Linked DNA regions of Homo sapiens: region 1 is linked to region 2. A link is an interaction called in ENCODE POLR2A ChIA-PET data of the cell type or tissue named here. Cell type or tissue: A673. All regions are shown on one strand. Region 1 overlaps TNS2 (tensin 2). Region 2 overlaps RARG (retinoic acid receptor gamma).

Region 1 (2,500 bases), 160 kb before region 2:
GGGTGTCTGTCTTGGCTTTAAGTCCCATCCTGTTGAAGCTCTTGGCTCCTCCTGTCTGAGCTGTGTTTACTCTTGGCTGAGTGTTTACCAGCAGGTGATTCTGGGCTTTGGGCCAAGGCGGTGAGATCCAACATGGTCAAAACCCCTGTGAACTCTAGAGCCCTGGCCTCAGACTCTTACCGCCACCACAGCTGTCAGGGCAGAGACCATGGAGCTTGGCAGCAGAGGAGGGGGGCTGCATGGGGCTCAGTCCACCCCTGTGAAAACTCCTCCCCACTGCCCGCTACCCCTCACCCTGCAGCCATTGCCCTGCTGAAGGACAAGGACCCTGGGGCCTTCCTGATCAGGGACAGTCATTCATTCCAAGGAGCTTATGGGCTGGCCCTCAAGGTGGCCACACCGCCACCCAGTGCCCAGCCCTGGAAAGGTACAGAACACCCAAACCTGAGTGGGGTGGGGATGAAGTTGGGGGTGGTGCCAGAGGCAAGGTAACAGGGCAGGTGGGGGTGCTGTGCTGGCCATGCCGCTGTAGAGGGGAGAGGTAGGAAAAGACCTCAGCTGCTCGGGAAAGAATCCCATTAGGGAAGAAGCTGGAACCTGGAATCCTAAAGCCGCAATCTTCCCCTCGCCTCCTCTCAGGGGACCCCGTGGAACAGCTGGTCCGCCATTTCCTCATCGAGACTGGGCCCAAAGGGGTGAAGATCAAGGGCTGCCCCAGTGAGCCCTACTTTGGTGAGAAGCAGGAGCCTGGGGAAGGCTACGTTGGGTCGGTTTAGGGAGATGCCAAGGGATCTCAGGAGGATGGAAGGGAAAGGCGGGGCACCCTGGGCATCTCGGGACTTTCCTACCTCCTCTCCCACAGGCAGCCTGTCCGCCTTGGTCTCCCAGCACTCCATCTCCCCCATCTCCCTGCCCTGCTGCCTGCGCATTCCCAGCAAAGGTGAGTGTCTGGTCATCTGTCCTCCCCACCTCTCCCTACCCCCTGCAGCCAAAGCAGGATCCAGAGGTCTTGGCTCCCCGCCTTCCCTTGGGGAAGCAGAGGGAGTGCTCCAGCCTGGGGAACACTCTGCCTTCTGAGCTTCCCTGTCGGTTCTCATTGCCCTCAGATCCTCTGGAAGAGACCCCAGAGGCTCCAGTGCCCACCAACATGAGCACAGCGGCAGACCTCCTGCGTCAGGGTGCTGGTAGAGACTTCCCCTCCACTCCCCTCCCTCTCCCTGGGCACCAAGGGGGCATTGTGGATACAGGGCATGGGGCACTGAAAGGCCTTGAGGTGGGTGAGCCCTGGCCAACCCATGAGGGCAGGGGAGCCCCATACTGTCGGGGATGAGGAATTGGGTCCTCAGCCTAGGTTCTCAAAGTCTCATGAACAAGACGATCATGGGGTGGTAGCAGGGAGGCTTCTCTGCCTCGCTTCTGACTGTAGATCCAGTAGAGTCATGGAATCTGCCTTTTTAACAAGTCACCTATGTGATTGTAAAGCATGTGACAGCAGTAGCTGGGGAATGTGCAAGAGCTGGTGGGGGTGGCTAGGGGATGGGCACTCCCTCCCTGACCCACTCCCTGCCCCTGTAGCCTGCAGCGTGCTCTACTTGACCTCAGTGGAGACAGAGTCACTGACGGGCCCCCAAGCTGTGGCCCGGGCCAGCTCTGCAGCTCTGAGCTGTAGCCCCCGCCCGACACCAGCTGTTGTCCACTTCAAGGTGTCAGCCCAGGGCATTACACTGACGGACAACCAAAGGAAGTATGTATACTCAGCCCTGTAGAACCCCATGCTTAAGGCCCCTGGGGGCTCATGTTTCTGAGTGTGACCTTCCTCACCCTCCTCCTTGCAGGCTCTTCTTTCGCCGCCATTATCCAGTGAACAGCATCACCTTCTCCAGCACTGACCCTCAAGACCGGAGGTGACTCTCCCTCCAAACCCTTTGCCCCAAATCCCCATGGTCCCACCAGGTCCCAGCTCCCAGCCCCAGCCCCAGCCCCGGCCCCGGCCCCCCTTCAGCAGCTGTCCCCTGGGGTGTGCATCTTCACCTTCTTCTCCTTCTGCAGATGGACCAACCCAGACGGGACCACCTCCAAGTAAGCCTCCCCACGAATTCAGCCTCTTCCTTCCAAGGGACCAGGGCGCTGCTGTCCTCTCAATGCTGGCATTTGATTTGTCTCACCAAGGCCAGCTACATTCCCTTGTGGAAGGAATGTTAAGCCCCTTCCCCACCCTTTATCCCCCTAGGATCTTTGGTTTCGTGGCCAAGAAGCCGGGAAGCCCCTGGGAGAATGTGTGTCACCTCTTTGCAGAGCTTGACCCAGATCAGCCTGCTGGCGCCATTGTCACCTTCATCACCAAAGTTCTACTGGGCCAGAGAAAATGAAGGAAGGCCACAAGCTCAGAGCCCACATCAACACTGCCCCCCTCCCAGCACCCCACAGCCCTCACATCCCCTGGCCTGGACCCAGGAGACCCAGGAGAAAGCACCCTCCCTTAGGAATGAGGAGTGGGCAT
Region 2 (2,500 bases):
CCGGCCTCACGCCACAAACATCCCCTCACAGGCCATGTGGACCTGGCAGCTGTCGCAGGCGACACTGGTGGAGAGACCCTTGCTCCCACACCCACACCACCTAGGCAAGGCGCTGCACACTCCAGGGATTCACACGCTCTGCAAACGATATTTTTAACACTGCCAGCTTCCCACATGGGCTTTACAAACGCCACCCACGGTCCTGAGTGTCATATCCTTCCAGGGCCACGGACGTGAAGGCGCAAACTACCCACACACCTCGGTCTCTCCCTATCCCCAGGAACTCTGGAGTGGCATCAACCACAGGTTCGAGCTAAACACCCACCATAAAAACCACACACACTCCAAACACTACTGCACACACGCAAAGGAGACGCTGAGGCCCCCACGTTTAAAGGGCCAGTACCTTACATAGAAAGGGCCAGAAGCTCCTCCTTGCACCTCAGTTCCACTCTTTACACACGGAAAGAGTAAATCCCACCCTCTCCTGCACCCTACACCCCAGCCCCGGACTCCGGTACCTACATTGCAGGCTGGCGGGTTGCGGCCAGGCAAAAGATTCAAGTCCGGCGAAACAGGAGCCGCCGGTGGCTCTGCGCAGCAAGCCGGCCCCGGGCCCGGCCGCCCCGTACAGCCGTCGCGGACCCGGGGCAAACGTTTCCATACAGTCGTACATCGCGACCCGGCTTGAAGGGAAACTGGGTGCTGGAAACACCAAGGACCCGCAGCCGATTCCCCCTCCTCCCCCGGCGGCGCCCCGCTCCAGCAGGGGGGGAGGGGGAGGGCTAGCATAGGGCGCTGGGCTGCATGCGGGTAAGGGGTGGGCGGGGAAGAGGGGGGATCCCCAGCAGGGGAAAGGGACTGGGCGGGGCGCGAAGCTGGGGCTGCCGCTTTAGCCTCCGTCCAGCTCTTATCTGGGTGCTTCGGCAGCTAGCACTGGGGAGACCTTTTTTAAAAGCGAAGCCTGGAGGGGTGGGGGGTGGGGCTTGGAGAGCGAAGGGGGCCGGGCACCGAGATGAGCAAAGCTGAGAGTGGAGCGCACACATACACATACGTACACTCGCTCCGCGGCGCGCGCGCTTGCTTAGACACACATCCGTGCATGCATTTATCTTATCAGGCACCAAGAATTTGCAAATATGCAAGAGTGAACATACATGTGAGCACGCATATAAAATCATAGGTGCACACACGTTTGTGCAAACACACCTTGCTCGGGAGAATGCTTGCAGGCATACTCTCCACAGCTCATAGGCTTTGCATGCATTTGCACTGAGGCGCGTGCCCAGGTCGGGGTTGGAAGAAGGAGAGGAGGAACCAAGCATAAGCATTTCCTTTCAGAGTTTTCCCTCTCCCCAAACTCTCCCTTTTTCACACTAGTCAATACAGGGGTGTTAAGGATGACTGGGGAGAGGGGAACGTGGAGGTCCCCGCGCGCAGCTGCTCTCCTGAGGCTCGGGACCTGCACTACCTCCACCCCTCTCATTCCCAGGCCTGGCTCCGCCCTCGCCCTCCGCGCGCCCGCTTCAGGGCCGAAAAGTGCATTCCTGCGGCTCGGCGCGCGCTGCCTCCTCCTTCCTTCCCGTCTCCCCACCCGCGGTCCTAGGGCCGGAGCGCGCTCCCGCCGTGAACTCTCTGGGAACCCCCCTCGGGGCGGGTGGCCGAGCGCGCTCACCTCCTCCTGACCCGGCCCCGCCCCACCCCGCCCAGGCCGTCTTCAGCGCTGCCGCGGAGTCCCCCCGCCCCCTCCAGCGCAGCCAGAGTCTACCCCTCCTAGCCCGAGCAGTCCGCCCTCCGCCGCGGCCCGGGCCGCCTCCCTCCGAGTCCCCGAAGCCTTATCCCGCAACTGACGCCCCCTAAGCGCCTCGACCGTCTCTCTCGATGCTCCTTCTTCGAACATAACTTCACTTTTAGAGCACAAAACTACCCCATAAGCTGTGCCTGCCGTGCCAACTGCGCCTCGATGAATCTGCCCCTGATGGCCAACTCCCCTCCTCCAGTTTCTCACTGCCAAGGGCTCCCTCGGCAATAGGGGCGCTTCTGGTCACTGACTGTTCTCAGGGTCTTTAAATACCCTCTAGCCTAGGCATAACTGCCCTCCCTTCGGTTAGTGCCCCTCAGCTCTCCAAGGCCGCAACACTGTTCCCTGGGTTGCCCCTTCCGGCACTGAGCGCCCTCGCCCGGCGGAGAAGGGGGTGAGGTGGGCGGGGGGCTGGCCACGTCAGAAGTTTGCCCTGGCCCGGCAGGGCCGAATGGGGGGACCCTGGCCCCGGACAGCGCCAGCAGCGGCGACTCCCGGAAATCCCCCCCTCCCCCGCGCCCCGCCCTCAGCCGCCGGGCCGCCCGGCCTGCCTGCCCAGCCGGCTCTGTCAGCGCCGCTCACACGGGCAGCGCCGCGGAGCGGGAGCGGCGCCCGGCCCGGCCCTTCCCCCGCCAGGCGGCTGTGGCTGGGCCAGGGCGGGGCGCGCTTTTCTAAGAATCTGTTGTACCGGGTGGGGGG

The links. ChIA-PET counts read pairs that join two places held together with the same protein. Peaks named below come from ENCODE experiments on the same cell type or tissue, not always from the same donor. Only the 100,000 strongest peaks of a DNase experiment are listed, where the experiment ranks them.
Region 1: POLR2A ChIA-PET joins it to region 2 with 15 read pairs; 11 of 35 experiments call an interaction of 5 or more read pairs at or near these places.

The regions. Positions count from the first base shown.
Region 1 is chr12:53,061,514-53,064,013 of GRCh38, forward strand. TNS2 (tensin 2) reads left to right here. Exons shown (of 29, transcript NM_170754.4): 22 at 302-427; 23 at 640-732; 24 at 863-940; 25 at 1,107-1,184; 26 at 1,576-1,744; 27 at 1,836-1,904; 28 at 2,050-2,079; 29 at 2,231-2,500. The coding sequence ends at 2,369. Among named protein-coding and RNA genes, the nearest start is that of MIR6757, 5.8 kb to the left of the region's middle. In A673, a CTCF peak has its summit at 419 (motif pointing left); no DNase peak of the experiment used is centred here.
Region 2 is chr12:53,219,425-53,221,924 of GRCh38, forward strand. The region is part of intron 3 of RARG (retinoic acid receptor gamma); the gene reads right to left. Among named protein-coding and RNA genes, the nearest start is that of RARG, 12 kb to the right of the region's middle. RefSeq lists silencers at 221-515, 640-979, 1,550-1,599, 2,160-2,500. In A673, CTCF peaks have their summits at 2,143 and 2,347; DNase peaks (open chromatin) are centred at 1,057, 1,637 and 2,237; H3K4me3 peaks cover 2,300 bases; H3K27ac peaks cover 2,264 bases.